Regions from separate parts of the Homo sapiens genome. Here region 1 is linked to region 2. Evidence: chromatin loops called from intact Hi-C (ENCODE). Cell type or tissue: A673. All regions are shown on one strand. Each heading gives the region's core, and the rest is flanking DNA. Links, peaks and the distances in the headings are about the cores only.

Region 1 (8,290 bases), core at 291-8,290, 80 kb after region 2:
ATGAACTCTGAGTTGGGTCTTGTAGGTTGAGTAGGAACTTACCAGAATGACATTCTAGGCAGAGAAACTAGCATGTGTAAAGCCATGTGATGAGAGCTTCCTAAGTGGTACAACTCCAGGGGCCCATTCACATCAGAGTCTATGTAAATGGTGCACCCAGGCCTGTGCAGTACACAACCTCTGCAACCTGACACAGCAATGCTGTAAAGCTGGGGCCCCAGACACAAGCGGGAGATGGTGATGCTGATCCCACATCCCAGCATACATCATAGTAGACCTTTGGCGCAGGGCTTCTTACCCCGTTTGCCACCATCTCTCTGACATCGGGCCCCTTAGAGGGGCTGCTGCTTAGATATGGCCTGGCCCTAGAGGGATTTCTGTTTCACCCTCAAACTCTGGGAACCCCCAGGGAGCTTTCAGGAAGCTCTGAAGAGACCCAAATCTATTTCCCCCTTTAGCAAAAGCAATTGCGCATTCTCTTTACTCTGCAGGGAAGTATATGGGTTTCTCCTCTACAAATGGGATTATTATTGAAAAATAGACTTTCAAGGCAATGGCTTATCTGGGGATCCCTTGTCAACTCAGCTCCATAGAGCCAACTTTCCACCCCACGGAGCATGTCCCCTTTGCCAGCAGCGCCCCTCCACCCACCCCACGTACAAGGATGCCTTCTGGGTAAGGGTGGAGGGAGTGACCAGAACCCTGTCCTTCTGACGGTGGGGGGTGGTGGGGTGACGGGGAGGGAGAGGGGATTCCCTCAGAGCCCCTCCCCGCCTGCAGGCCAGGGCTCCTGACCCTCTCAGCGGCTGCTTCCTGCTCCAGAATCAGCCCATCCTTCTTCCTGGGGGAGGGGAGGGCAGAGGCAGGGCTAGATCTCCTCCTAGCTCTGTTGAGGACATGTGGCATTTGACCTGTGACCCCACAGGAAATTCTTCTGACCTGAGGCGAACCTCAGGAGAAAAGCCATGACCCCACAGTGGACAAAGGGCCTTGCTGAGACCTCTCCCCTCCTCCCCTAGCCGGAGTTCTCTTGACTCTAGGGGGCAGGTCAGAGAATCCCTGGGAATCAGAAGCTCACAGCCCAACCAGCTGGGTCTCTGGTCTCAGCTGGGGCTCTGGTCTCAGCTGAGGAAGAAGGGGAGAACCTGAGAGGTAGCGTCACCGTATGCCCTGCGTGCCTGGGGCAGCCCCACCTGAGGGCGTCGTCTATGTGCAATTGTCAATGCACTTCTTTTTCCAGGACAGAAACTCTCCGGTTTGGATGATAACTTTTATGGTCATCCTGACAGGAAATGGACTTCAAGAGAACCTGCGCTAGCACCCACTTCATTAATTCTACAAAGATTGAGCCTCTGTCCTATGCCCAGCATACCGTGCAGGACTCGATATGGCACTGGGTAAAATCCAGTCAAGTCCTTGCCACAGGGGATCATGGTTTTGGAAGACACAGCCCCAAACCCACTAGAGCACAATGTGGAACTTCCGGGGGAAAAGGATTCGTTTTCTTTTCTTTTCTTTATTTCAGACAGGGACTTGTTCTGTTGCCCAGGCTGGAGTGCAGTGGCACGATCACAGCTTACTGCAGCCTCGACCTGCTAGGCTCAATCCATCCTCCCGCCTCAGCCTCCTGAGGGACTGGGACTAGAGGGATGAGCCTAGCTACTTTTTTATTTTTTGTAGAGACGGGGTCTCACTATGTTGCCCAGGCTGGTCTCAAACTCCTGGACTCAAGCGATCCACCCACTTCAGCCTCCCAAAGTGCTGGGATTACAGGCGTGAGCCACCGATTCATTTTCTTCAGGGGTCTCAGAGAAGATTCACTCTCAGCTGCCTCCACTCTTTTCTCCCTACTCAAACCAGCAGTGATGGTGAGAGCTGAAGAGTAGCCCAGAGAAGGGTTTTAGATATGGTCTTCCTTCTGCATGGTCCATGTCCCTGTTCCCAGCCCCAGTCCATTCATTCATTGCCATGCTCACTAAATACAAAGCGTGAGCTGTGTGTCAAGGGATGTGTGAGTGGAAAAGAGGGTGTGAAATATTTGCCTCCAAGACTTACAGGCTGGGAGCCAGATAAATGCTAAACAAATCACCCAACAATAAACACATGGATTACAGTTGTTGGGAGAGTACAGACGTAGGAGAGGGCATTGAGAGAGCACATCGTGGCTGAGGACAAAGTAGGAGGAGAAATGCTCTGCTCACCTTCAGGGGACTTTTAGGAGTGAACACCTCATGGGAATTTTAAGCCCAAAGACAAGCCCATATGGATTTGAGTTTCATTAGTAAGAACCAGAAAAACGAGCCCTTGGGGGAAAAGGGCAGGGGGGGTGGAAGGGTTGACCAAGAAGAAAGGATGGAGTGCACAGAGCTGGAGCCTGAGCCCTTGATTAGGTGTCACGCAGATGGAAAGGCAGGATTTCCTGGACCTGAAGCTCAGAAGGTCTCTAGAGGTCATCCTGTCCATCTCCTGCCTCTACAGGAGAGGCTTGGAAGGGGTGGGTGTCTCTGTTAAAGGCTTCTGAGTGAATAATTCTACACCCATTCTGTGTTTAACACCTCTTGCTTCAAGAAGTCCTTACCACCATCTGGGCTGGGAGCAGTGGCTCACGCCTGAAATCCCAGCACTTTGGGAGGCTGAGGCAGGTCAGGAGTTTGAGACCAGCCAGGCCATCATAGTGAGACCCCATCTCTACCAAAAAAAAAAAAAAATTAGCTGTGAGTGGTGGCACAAACCTGTAGTCCCAGCTACTTGGGAGGCTGAGGCACAAGAATTGCCTGAATCCAGGAGGCAGAGGTTGGAGTGAGCAGAGATCATGCCCCTGCACTCCAGCCTGGGCGACAGAGCAAGACTCTGCTCAAAAAAAGTGCTTACCACCATCTAAACCCCTCATCTTCCCAGGAAGATGAGCAGATCCTGGGAGTAGGAGGAGGTAGGGAAAAGACAGAGGTCGTCTTTGGCCTGACCATCTGTCTCCTGCCAGTCTGGTGTCCTGGAATCATTACCTCCATGACTCTGCTTTTCTATTCTCTTCTTCTAAAGTTATAAAGGGGCTGGGCACAGTGGCTCACGCCTGTAATCCCAGCGCTTTGGGAGGCCGAGGTGGGCAGATCACTTGAGGCCAGGAGTTTGAGATTAGCCAGGCCAACATGGCAAAACCCTATCTCTACTAAAAATACAAAAATGAGCCAGGTGTGGACCTGGCTGGGGGAGGACCCTTGCCCTCCCCTAGCTCCTGCTCTGGGCAGCACCTCACTCTTGCCCCTCATTTCCTAGGACCATTGAGGAGCACCTCAGAGCCAGTGTGGGATGGGCTGGATTTGGGGCTTTAGAGACATGGGCAGAAGAGAAAAGCAGAGAGTCCTCCATAGCCTGTGTATACATGGGTTTTGGGTAAACCTTCATTGCCATCGCATGGTGCATGAGATTAAATAAATATAATCCCAGTTACTCAGGAGGATGAGACAGGAGAATTGCTTGAACCCAGAGGCAGAGGTTGCAGTGAGCCAAGACTGTGCCACTGCACCCCAGCGTGGGTGACAGAGCAAGACTCTGTCTAAAAAAACAAAGTTGTAAAGGAACTCAATATTCATCACCACAAAGTTGCCATTTTACACAAATGCCTGATAAAAAGTATTATTTCCTTTACAGTATTAATTCAACGGGTCTGTGATGAACCATACCTCAACTTTGTTGTGCAGGAAGCTTCTAGATTTATACATACGAACAATAATAAAACCATAGTTGAAATTTGTCAACCATTTACTTTGTGCCAGACCCTTTACCTGTATCAGCTCCTTTATTCTTCACAGCAATCCATAAGGCAGTGCTTTTATGATGTCACCTTTACAGGTGAGGAAACAGGGAAGTAAAGCAAAGTGCCTAAGGTCTCAGGATAGTAGACAGAATGATGGGCCCCCAAAGATGCCCACTTCCCAATCCCCAGAACATGTGATTATGTTAAGGTGCAAGATGAAAGGGACTTTGTAGTGTAATTAATTTAGGAATCTTGAGATGAGGAGATTATTTTAAATTATCTAGATGGGCCCTTTATAACCACAAAGGTTTTTATAAAGGAAAGATGGAGTTAGGAGAGTCAGAGAAGGAGATGTGACAAAGCAAAGCAGAGAAGCAGAGATGAGATACACACACACACACACACACACACACACACAGAGAGAGAGAGAGAGAGAGAGAGGAGTCAAAGGTACTGAGCTCCTGGCTTTGAAGCTGAAGAAAGGGACTGCGAACTGAGGAATACAGGTGCAGGTGTCTTGCATCTGGAATCCGGGAAAGGCAAGGAAACAGATTCTCTCCTAGATTTCCCAGAAGGAACACAGCCCTGTGGATCCATGTGTTGGACTTCTGACCACCAGAACTGTATGATAACAAATTTGTGTTTCACATTGGTGACTTGTTACGGCAGCAACAGGAAACTAGTCCACACAGCTAGCAGGAGCAACAGCACCTGCCATGGGATGGGTGAGGCAATCATGTCACGAAAACCCTACCTAGAACCAACTTCCTCTCTCCAGTCCTTGCCCTGGAGCCCTTTGATGAGTGAACATCTCCCAGGGTCGCGTCCTCCCCATCTAACCACGGACCTCGTCCTCCCCCAGCTCCTGCTCCGGGCAGCACCTCACTCTTGCCCCTCATTTCCTAGGACCATTGAGGAGCACCTCAAAGCCAGTGTGAGATGAGCTGGAGTTGGGGCTTTAGAGACATGGGCAGAAGAGAAAGGCAGAGAGTCTGTAGCCTCTGTATACGTGGGTTTGGGGTAAAATGGCCTTCTTTGCCATCAGGCATCAATATCTTCATTGCAACAGCAGAAAGGGAAATAGCTGGAGCAACTAACTACACGTGTAGCTGAAGGTGAGGTCCAGGTGTGAGCACATAAGTAGGAGGCTGAGTTGCTGGGGGATCTGCATGGGCACAGGTGTGTGATGGGGTGGGGACTGGGGGCTGGCCTCTGCCAGAGCATCAGAATAGAGTAAAAGCACTCCAAAGCACTCTGGAGCACAGTCCTTAATGATGGCCCAAAGGAAAGTATTGGCCTTGAAGGAAGGGGGCTTCAAAGGCCCCTGGAGAGGGATGAGGGTTTTATTTTGAGGCTGGGGGACGGAAGGGGGCAACAAAATAGTTCCTAAAGGCCCCTCCATAGAACTTCTGGACTTTGCTGCCACCTTGTGGAAACCACTTAGAAGGCAGGGTTGTGGCCGCCCCGGCCAAAGATTGACATCTCACTGGGGTCTTTAGGATGGATACTTCTTTCCATCTGAAGTGGGACGGGGGTTGGGAGGGGGGGGTTGGAGTTCTCCCAGGCTCATGGTGGTGAATTTCCAGGCTCCCCTAGTCCCAGCTGTCATACTCATGATGTGTCTGTCTGCCAAGAGTTTAGCTCTCTTTGCAGATACAGGGACACAGCAGGTGGTGTTGCATAGGAGGAGCACAGAAAAGTTTGCCAGTATCCCATAGGCTTTCCCAGAGCAGGAACTCAAAGGTGTGGTTTTAGGGAGGAACCGTGTGCAAAGAAGCTCTGAGTGTGCAGAGGCAAAGGAGGGAAGGTGGTAATGGGAGAAAAGAGTCAGGAAAGTGTTGGACACAGAGGTCTGGATTCAGCCTGATAGGGACAGGAGCTTCATCCCCCTCTGGGCTTATGCTGAGTGACCAGTTCATCTCACTCGCTCATTTGTAAAATGGGGACATGAAGGAGAAAGGCTTCTCCTCCACAGTGCCCTATGAGCAGTTCTCACCCATTCAGAATGAGATGTGAGCCATCCGAGAAGGGCCGATACGCCTCTAGCCGTCTCCCCACCACAGCCTCATGATTTCCTGGACTTTTGCTCCATATTGGGAGCACGGTCCCCACCACACCTATGAGCCATGTACTAATATGATTCCCATTTTACAGGTGAGAAGATTGAAGTACAGGGCAGCTAAGTGCTTGTCCAGGGTTTCAGAGCTAGCCTGTGTTGGGGCCAGATTTCAAGTTTTGAATCTCCCTGTTCACACGGCACTCTTTCACTGTCCTCAATAAGTATGTTTCAAAAAATGAATAGGAGTGGTCAGGCTTTGGGTGTGCCAGCTCTGGGAGCCCTCCCAACTGGACCTCTGATAGGAAATCAAGGCAGATCTTCTCTTCTTCCTGATCTGCCCCTTCCCAACCTCAACAGATAAAGGTCTCTTTTTAAAGTCTTCTAGGAAATGAGATTCCAATCCTTCCCTTTCCACTCCCGATCTAATTCATGTTAGTAATAGCATTATCAGAAAGTTCTTCCTACAGTCTAAACTCCATGCCTCCAGATAGTAGAAAGAGAATATAGATCAGGCTTCTGTTTCAGAGAGGGATATTCTTGGTCTCTAAAACCAGGGTTTAATTCTCTAACCATGACAGTCAGGGCTGGCCAATCACAGGCCTCAATGGGATAGCTTAAATTATAGAGGACCAAGTTAGAAAAAAGAAAAAAAAATACCCAACTTCCAGAGCTGATACTGCAGCTGATAATTAATTATCTGCTGTTTGTATGCACTGGTAGGGCTCCCCCAACCTCTCACTGATCAGGGTGCACAGTGTGGCCCGGGAAGAAGACCAGTGAGTTGGCGTCAGGTCAAGACTATTGTGTGGGAACCATCCAGAACCTTCTCGACTTCATCCTCCCCCCTCCACCCTTCCACTTCCCTCCAATCAAGGGAGGAGCTGCCCTCTTTCGCTCACCTCCCCTCCCCAAACATTTGGGAGGGAGGAGAGAGAGGGAGTGATTAGCACGGGGCATTGTCCCCAGATAATGGGCCCCAGCTGCTGCATGAAAGAAGAGACAAAGCGCCTGGCGGCTCCACATGCATTATCCCCTCATTAAATCTCTGTTATTAGATTAGATTCAAAATGTATTGATTCAGAAGCTGGGGGGAGGTGGGGGAGGGAAGAGGATCTGGCTGGTGAATGCTGAACTGCACCTCTCTGCAAGCTCTTCCTCCCCCTCCTTCACCCAACCAGGCAACTTTTCTGCCTCGTGTTCTCTGAAGGGAATCTCCCCTATGCCCATATCCTGGCCTCTGAGTGCAGCCAGTCTGCCTGAGCTATTCAGAAAACCACTGAGTGTCCACTCCTGGGAGGTGCCCTTGAGATCCTTGAGGCCAGGTTGCCAACGTCCAGAGGAAAGGCAGCCTCCTTTCCAGGATGGCAGGAGACAGACTCCATGGCTTTGAAGCAGTGCCAGTCACAAACTCACAGAAGGGTTCAGGCTGGGCACTTTCAGCACCTTTGATGGAATCTTTTTAGTAGAAATAACATCACTGAGAAACGGGGTAAATGGGAAAAGGAAATGAGAACTGAGTGTACTTGTTGGTGAATAGAGAAGGCTGCAGGAGAGAAGCGGAGATGGGCAAGAGACTTGGCAAGCTTCCCGGAAGCACTTATAAAGACATGAGTGTTTCTGGTCTCCTCTCTGCTAGGACAGAATGAGAGGCAACTGGCTAAAGTGTCAAGAGGAGGGGAGGAAGCAGCTTCCAGGAGGTATAACAGGTGGGAGGGAAATTCTGGATGTTCTCATACCCTCGATGGAGCAAAAGTCTCCTTGGGAGAAGACCAAGATTTGTACTGATGATCAGGAGTTAGTGCACTGCGGGGGTCTCTGGCCCTGGGCCTCAGTTTCTCATACCTGGGCAACACAGCCCACATGCCAGATCTATGAGCTGATTGGATGTAGCTACTGGAGCAGAAGATGTTACATGTGGTGGCTCATTCTCAAGGTGATTAATTGGCTGCCTCGATGCTGGGCTCTGTCACCCCATTGACTGTGGGTGAAGGGTGGGGAGAGAAAGATGGAGAATCAATAGGATGATTAGTGTCTTACTAGCTCTCTGGTTGGACACTTTGCCAGTAGCCACCCGTTTACTGACCAGTGATGCATTGACAGTGCCAGAATGTTCACCTTCCTATCCCTCTGGCCTGAGACATGAGAATCACCAAACAGCATGGCTAGTCCAAGCAAGTCCTAGTGGAATGGGGCAGCTTTTGGTTCTCAGACCAGGCTCCAACAGATGGGGGCCAGGGGACATCCCAAGAAAGAAGTGATGAACACTCCCCATCTTTAGCCCAATCTCTGCTCAGCAGGAGACAACGATTGTGAGGGCCAATCCCCAGCCTCACAATCTTTTGCTTTTTGCTGGGAGACCCTAATCTCTATCCATCAACAAAGCAAAAATAAATATAAAATTTCTAATGAATCCCTGATAACTAGAATCAAAAGCACATATGTCTGGAGTGGAAGTATCAGATGAAACTTCATTCCTA
Region 2 (8,325 bases), core at 103-8,102:
AGAATTCCCAAACATTCCCAAACTCTGTGGGGCTGTGGCAGCATCACAGGATTAAGCAATCATTTATTAGAAATGTGGCTTCTTTAGAACAGCAGTAGCACTTTGCAAATGGAAACTTTTATATTCACAATGTACTAACATTATTCACCTATTATTTCACCAGCTGGCTGCTAGCACAGGGTTAGTACTATCATCAATTTAGCAGTGCCCAAAACAAAAGATTTCACTGGTTCCTTTCATAGTTTCTCCCCGGGCCATAACAGGGCTACAGCGCAATCATACATGTCTACCCAGTACACCTGCACTCTGCTATGCACTTTACACGTTTTTTATCCTCATTACCATGGACAAGGTGGTCATTTTCAAAAGAAAAGTAAACAGGGGCTCAGAGAAGCTAAGCCACTTGCCCAAGACATACAGATAGTAAATTCTGGAGCCTGAGTCTTCATCCAGGGTGCCTCCTTCTTCTTCTTCTTCTTTTTTTTTTTTTAATGAGACAAAGTCTTGGGCTGGAGTGCAACGGCAGGATCTGGGCTCACTGCAACCTCCGCCTCCTTCAAGCAATTTTCCTGCCTCAGCCTCTCCCGACTAGCTGGGATTACAGGCACCTGTAATCCCAAGCGATTTTCCTGCCTCAGCCTCCCCCGACTAGCTGGGATTACAGGCACCTGCCACCCAGCTAATTTTTGTATTTTTAGTAGAGACTGGGTTTCACCATGTTGGCCAGGCTGGTCTCAAACTCCTGACCTCAGGTGACCCACCTGTCTCAGCCTCCCACAGGGTGCCTCCTTCTAAAGCCAACCTTCTTCCCTTCATTCCATACTGTCCCTAGAAAATACCACGCCCGCCCCCTCCTAGAAAGTCTCCTTCTTGAGTGAGGAACCCCCTCCCCCTCAATTCCTGGGCTGTATTTCACTATCTTTAGCATCTCTTGGACTTTGAGCTAGCTGTTTCAACTTCCCAGTGAGTCTGTCCCAGTAGATGCCCCCTGCTCTAAATAGCACCCTCTGCGATCCGCAAACATTACAAGGACATCAAAACAAAGCTATCAGCTGGGTTCCTAGCTTTAGCAGCCAGTCTAAACTCTTTTGTTTGTTTCTCAGACAGCTTATTGACTAGGTGATGAGGTCAGAAGTTTTCTTTTCTCCTTGGCTCTTCAAGAAGCACCTGCAAAGTCAGGGAAGGTAGAAAAAGTCCACTCATTTAAGATTTCAGATGAACATCATTTTTCTGAGCATCAATTGCTTACCAGCCAACAACTTGTAGGGGTGGGAGACGACCAAGGGAGAAAAAGATGGGAACTTAAAAAGCAAAGATAACCTCCACCCTTTCCCATCTTGTATTAATGTGGGCATAGGCAACCCACTTGATGAAATGTTCTCAGAGACTCTGCATGTCCACATGAAGGAGGAGAAAAGTAGGTGAGGGCAGGAAGCTGATCAACCGTATGATAAATGCAGCTGTTGTATGTGACAAGCTACCTGTTTTCTTTCATCAGGCTCTTTCACACTTCTCCAGCCCACTAAAAGAGGGTCCTGGCTCCCCACCTGTCCCCTCCTTCATAACACACCACCCCTCACCCTGACCCCAACAGTTTATCTTTGCATATTGGAAAAACTGGCATTTATCAAGTAATCTACTCCTCATAGGTTGTTAAACAGACCACAGGGGTTATCAGTGGGGCTGATATAGGAAGATAAACAGCAACCTCTTATGCAAATAGCACTAAGAATGTGGGACTGGCCACAGGACAAAAGCAGAATTTAGGAGAACATGAATCTTAACACTTTTCTTCAGTTGCAACCCTGGAAACCCACAGGAACCTGGAGAAGGTTCTCTTGGGTGGGATTTCCCCTCCCTTTCTTGCAGGGAGGGGCAGGTGTGTCAGGAGGTGCAGCCTGCTTTGCAAGGCAAGGTGGCGGCTTCACGTCTGATGAGGCAACTCCTTTCTGTGGCCACAACCTTCTCCTCTGCGCAACAGCCGTTTCATTTTTTCTGAGATTTCGGACCCACTGGAACGTGCTTAGTTCAGGCTGAGGAGGAGTCGGACTAATTGAGAGAAAGAGAAGGTGTTCTCCCAGGTGAGAGTCGGGGGTCAGAGGGCAGTAGGAAAAAAAAATGCATAGAAAACAAGGAGTTCTGGGTTCCAAGATGCAACCCCCATGACCAGGAGATGCTCTTCAGATCTGCCTTTGCTGGGAAAGAGGCGGGAGGTGGCCTGGGGTCCAGGTGGCATCTTTTCAAACCCTTCTCATTATTTAAGGGCAAACTCACATCAAGAACCAAGAGGAGAGTGGCTCCAAGTGACAAAAGAATTACACTTAGAGGAACATAGCAAGCGGCTTCTCACACCAGGCTGCAGGCTGGGGAGGGGGAAAATGGGAGCAGAATGACAGAATCCAGGGCTGGCCAGAATGAAAGACTGAATGGAATAGGCTAATTTACACAGGAAGTAAGCACTTACCAGACCCTTCATCTCAACACACAAAACCCTCGGCCATATCTGGAAGCAATTACATCCAGTTAACATGATCTGCTTGCCACTAAAATTAACTGCAAACAGAAATATTTTTCACTTTTGCAACAGGGGATGCCAAGGTTTGGCCTATTCTCCCCCCCAGCCGTTGAATCTGGCTGCTGGGGAATATTTAGCAGCTACTCAGCTCAAAAAAACAAAAACTACTCTTGTAGCTGTCAGGACACAGAAAGTAAAATAGTGGATAATTATGAAGGGGGGAAAGGCGCGGGAGAGGTGGCAATGAAAACCATTGTGCTAGAAAGTGAGGAAAGGGGCCAGGCACATGGGCCCTATATAGGTCTGCATCCCTGACAAGTCCAGTCTGGTTTTCCACACTGAACTTCAAGGAAAGAAAAATGTTTTTAGAGTCACTCGATTTAGCAGCCGCTTCACATTGTTTTTAGGTACCATCTTTATCCCTTCTGCCAAGGGGGCGGGGGTGGGGGTGGGGGGAATGCAGGGAGGTAGACTCACAAATGTTAGCGGATCCTTAATTTAGCAGATCATTTAGGGGACAACTGTCACGATTTAACTTTTGCATTGAACATTTCCAATCCCTACTCTACAAACGCCTTCGAAGCAGCTTTCACCGGCTCTAAGCGGGGCAAGAGCTGCTTTTAATTTGAGACGTACACAGTTTTTCCACGTAAAGTGAAGAGAAGCCCACGAGGAGGTGAGAACTTGCCTCCGTGAGCGTGCGTGCCCAGAAATGAGCCAGTGGCCCTTTCTCCAAAACTCCAGATCCAGCCGCCCGACTCGCTGGCCACTCTAGTCCTTCGGCTTTGCAATCAGCCCCGCAATCAGATAAGAACTTATTTTTATTTTTCCTTGAACTGCTGTCAACGATGCCATAAATGCCAGAGACAGATGGACAGATTTCTTTTAAAGTTCCTGAGGAGGCGTCATCTCCAAACCCTTCCCCCAGCGGCCCCTCTTTTCTGGGCCAGATTCCGGCATGCTTTCCCCGAAAGTGCAGTTCACTCCTTTGTCACCAGGGGCCTTTAAAACGGCAGCGGCAGCAACAGCAGCAAAAGTAACGCATCCATTTGCCAGACAACTCACAAACATTTTTTCTCAAGAAGAGGCAGGCAGAAAAGTTCCCCTCAAGAATGAGGTCAGACACTGCTGTTCTCTGCAAAAATCACACTTAGAAACATTACTCATGGGAGAAACAAAAGAAAACGAACAACTTAAGTAGCCTTTCTTTAGGACTTTGGGCTATGATGGGGGGAAAACTTTTGGTCTTGATCTGTTAAAGAGCAAAAAAGCACTATGCCATTCTTTTTAATTTTTAAAAACTTAGGCCAGGCGCAGTGGCTCACACCTATAATCCCAGCACTTTAGGAGGCTGAGACAGGCAGATCACCTGAGGTCGGGAGTTCAAGACCAGCCTGGCCAACATGGCGAAACCCCATCTCTACTAAATATATATATATATATATACAAAAATTAGCCAGGTGTGGTGGTGCACCCCTGTGGTCCCAGGTACTTGGGAGGCTGAGGCACGAGAATCACTTGGACCCAGGAGGCGGAAGTTGCAGTGAGCTGAGATCGCGCCACTGCACTCAAGCCTGGGCAACAAAGTAGGACTCTGTCTCAAGAAAAAAAGAAAAAAAACCCTTAATTTTACAATGGAAAAAATACTGAAGTATACACATCCTTTCAAGTATACAACCTGAGGCCACACCACTGGCCGGACGCTGGGCCATGTATTCTCTATACATCACCTACTTAACAACACTGCTCTACCACCAGTATGAATCAGAAGTTATTAACTTCATCTCACAGATGAGGAAGTGAGTGGTGAGGAATCTTGCCACGGTCACACAGCCTCTAAGAGACAGAAGATTAATTCGAACCCAGGTTCAATTCCAGACACAATGCTCTCCAGCTTCTTACCACTTTGCAGCCAACAATCGCAGGAAATTTAGATGCTGCAAGAATGCAAGAAAAAGAAAAAAGAAAAGGAATCCTCCCATGAAATCCACCCACTCCCAGCAACAGCCCCTGCTAGCACGTGGGGGTCTCTCCTTCCCCTTGACCACCCCACACACACATGTACCTAGGCACATACGCTCACAACACGGCTCTGTCACTGCACAGCCGTCCAGGCATGGAAACGGTTAAGTCGCCCTCACTGCATAAATCAAAAGTTCAAGGCTGCAACATACCACAATGATTCCCTCTTTACATATGACAAGAACCAGAGAGGGGCTGAAATCCCAAGCATCCTGCACAGGGTCTCCCCGGCCCGCACAGGTTATGCCGCCAGGGTCAGGGCCGCGGACCTTTAGCGGCAACATTCATTTCCTGAACAGGACAAGTTCTCCTGACCATAAAGCTAATAGGAACTTCCTCGCACGGCGAGCTCCGGCTGACAGGGCTACTTGTCACTGGCCACGCAGGAGGAGAGCACTGGTTCCCATTAGTGGGTTATGATGCCAGGTGCTACTAATAAGGTACATCGGCAAGAAACAAGAGCCTGCTAAGTTGTCTCTCCAACTCTGGAAGTAATCAGGCCTGGGCTTCGGTGTTGGGGAGGGACGTTCCTTAAAGAGATGGGTTGGGGGAGCTGAGGGTTTTGCCATAGTAGACCCCAGCAGCACCTAACCTGCTGAACAGCTTAAATAAATTTCCAACAATCCCTCCACATTTCCCCCAGCTACCATAAAAAGCTCCCCCAAATTAACACTAATAATGGTTGCCCCAGCACTGTGGGCCCGATGGATCACGCTAAGGGCCATTATGGTCGGCCACATCTGCTTCTCACTATGGCAAGGAGAGCCGTGCCAACAGGCCTAATGGCATTAAGATCACAACGCTGAGCTAATCCACTTAGAGCACAACGCCGGGTGAGGGTGGCAGGGGGCTCAGCGGCTCCCTTGTCAGGCTGGGGTCATGAGAGAAGCAGGAAGTAGGGAGGTGGCCTCACACTCTGTGTGCTTTAGGTTACAAGTGATCTCATTAACATACTTTAAAAACCACATTGAGAGGTAGGGGCTAACCTCACTTCACAGAAGAGGATACTGCTGCTTCACAGAGGTGAAGTCATTTGCCCAAATTCACCATGGAGCACTAGTATTCAAACCCAAGTCCATCAGACGTCAGTCTTTCTGCCCCTGCAGTGCCACCCCATCTCCCACTAAGACGATGGTTTGGTGGCACATTTGACTTGTTCTCAGCAAGCCTGGTGGTGGTGGTTTATGTGCGTGTATATGTCTTTTCTTCTTATTTCTGGGGGAACCGAATGGCCCTAAAGAGGAAAGAACTCTAAAAACCACTTCAAATGGCCCAGAATGTCCCCCCTTCATCAAAATGTCTGTGACAGTCTTCTAACAACTTTCTCAGTAACACCCCAGTGTCTCAGGAAGTCCTTTCTCTTACCTAACTTGGACCCTTTCTACTGCAATGCTGAACACAATCTGTTCACACCGAAGAAAATCAGGTCCCGAGGACACAGTTGAAAGTGAGCTAGGAATTTAGAATTAAGGTTTTTCTAAGTATTTAGCGGAAGTTTCCATGCTGACAATAAAGTACCGGATCCCCTCCTTGCAGCTGCAGAGATAAGCCTCACGTAGGCAAAACCCAACCATAGTTTTTCCAGACTGCACCAGCATAATAAGGACACCGGGGCTTTTAAGGGGAAACAGTAGAAAGGGGAATTTCTGATTATGCTGGCATGAAATTAACAGCATGGGATTTTTATTTTTGTAAATGGGTTTCTTTTTTCTCTCTTTTTCTGTTTTTCAAGTCAGCATAAAAGGCCTCTATCACTAGAAGCTGATCTCTCTGTGTTGGTAAGAGATGACGTACTAGTCCTTGGATCCATGCGGCCTGGGCCCCTAAAGAGCTGAACCCTCTGCAGTAACCTTCCTCCTCGCAAGAAGCCACCAGAGGAACTGAGGAGGCCAGAGCTGGTGAAGCCATGAGCCCCCTGGTCACCCAGCTGCAGAGAGCATGGAGCCAGAAGACCTGAACATAAATCCTGGTACAACTCTTTTTTTTTTTTTTTTTTTTTTGAGACAGTCTCACTCCTTTGCCCAGGCTGGAGTGTAGTGAGTGGCATGATCTCGGCTCACTGCAAGCTCTGCCTCCCGGGTTCACGCCATTCTCCTGCCTCAGCCTCCCGAGTAGCTGGGACTACAGGCGCCCCCCACCACGCCCGGCTAATTTTTTGTATTTTTAGTAGAGACGGGGTTTCACTGTGTTAGCCAGGATGGTCTCGATCTCCTGACCTCGTGATCCGCCCGCCTCGGCCTCCCAAAGTGCTGGGATTACAGGCATGAGCCACTGCGCCCGGCCTGTACAACTCTTTACTAGAGAAAAGTCCACTAACCTCTTGGGCTTCTCTCCGCCCATCTGAGAATGTGAAACTGATACCCACCTTACAGGACAGCTAGAGGTCTTACAGAGATGCTGGCTGTGAGTGCACTTAGCACAGAATCTGACATGTAGCAAGCACTCAAAACAATGTCTGCTGAGTCCACATTTTAGAAGCATCCTGCACTGACAGGCAGGAAAGGGAAGGAGCTCTGGAACCCCCAACACCCACAAGCCCAGCCCCAGGACCCCCATCAGTAAGGTGGTATCTGTGCTCTTCATCTCTCTCATAAGCACAGTGATGTGCACGCCTGGCCACGTGCACAGGCAACAGGACACCGCATCAGTGAGCCTCCCCGGCATTTGGACCCGATGGCAGTGGAGCGCTGCCCGGCTAAATTTAAACGAGAACTGGAATGACTCACCAGGCCTCAGGTCAATGGGACAAAGAGTACCCTGGCCACCACAGTACAAGAGATCAGCTTCTGGGGAAGACGCAGAAGCAATGTCTCAGCCCCAAACATGAGGTGCCCGAGGCAGCAGTTTTACAGCACTGTACGGATTGACGCCTATGCGGAAGAACGGTCTCAGGGAGAAAGCAGGATCTGGACCAACATGAACACATTTTTCACCCTGCATGGCTAGCATGACCTACTTCACACAATGACAAGAAAAATACCCTAGCAAACACTTATGGAGCACTTACTTTGTGCCACCGTTCCTCACACAGGATAAATATTTTCTGATGAATCCTTATAACAACCCAATGAAGTAGGTACTACTATTATTTCTGTTTCACAAATGAGCAAACAGGCACACAGAAGTTAAGTAACACAACCACTGTCACAGTTAGTAAGTAGCAAAATCAGAAGTCTGACCTGGACAGTCAAAGTGCTCATTTCCTATCTGTAAAACGTGGGGGTGGGGAAGAGTTGTAGCAAATTTCTTACTACTTAAATAACTGCCAGAGAGTAAGAGCTTTCACCCCACACACCCAGCCAAAACAGAATAGAAAATCTTTAGTTATGGAAAATTCAGAAACCCTCCAATGGACAAACTGAGGCACACCTGTATTCATTTAGTAAGACTCTAAGTCATATATACTTGGGCTTTCAGCAGGGCTTGCTTTAAATTAATAAAAAAAATTAAAGTGATTGGAAAAGTTTCTCTCCTGAATTAGCAAGAAATCAAAGAGCTGTGAATAGAATTTGATTTTAACAGTTTAGGATAATCACTATTTTAAAGATTCATAATAGTTTTCCTAGAACGAGCAGGAGGAAAACGTGTTGCTAAACTATAGCTTTCTCCCTCCCAGCAATTAGCGGCTCCATCCAATAGTGATGGCAAATTAAAATGGGACTTCTCACTGAGATGAAAGAGTGGGCAACTTTCCTCCATTGAAAATAAAATAAAGGAAATCATCTTCAAAAGTTCCAAGAGTTCAGTCTAGATCCCAGATGGCTCAGTAACCCTAAGCAGGTTAAAGT

The links. Hi-C counts contacts between places; a loop is a spot of excess contacts. Peaks named below come from ENCODE experiments on the same cell type or tissue, not always from the same donor. Only the 100,000 strongest peaks of a DNase experiment are listed, where the experiment ranks them.
Region 1: it touches region 2 in a loop (2.4-fold over the local background); 2 of 110 quality-filtered maps call a loop at or near these places.

The regions. Positions count from the first base shown.
Region 1 is chr11:113,991,429-113,999,718 of GRCh38, reverse strand. It overlaps LOC124902760 (a long non-coding RNA gene), which reads left to right. Exons shown (of 2, transcript XR_007062895.1): 2 at 3,649-3,758. Among named protein-coding and RNA genes, the nearest start is that of HTR3A, 20 kb to the right of the region's middle. In A673, for the core only: a CTCF peak has its summit at 5,177 (motif pointing left); DNase peaks (open chromatin) are centred at 6,788 and 7,388.
Region 2 is chr11:114,071,266-114,079,590 of GRCh38, reverse strand. All of the region lies in intron 2 of ZBTB16 (zinc finger and BTB domain containing 16), which reads right to left. Among named protein-coding and RNA genes, the nearest start is that of ZBTB16, 16 kb to the right of the region's middle. In A673, for the core only: a CTCF peak has its summit at 3,504; DNase peaks (open chromatin) are centred at 2,510, 3,510, 5,350 and 6,050; H3K4me3 peaks cover 474 bases; H3K27ac peaks cover 1,672 bases.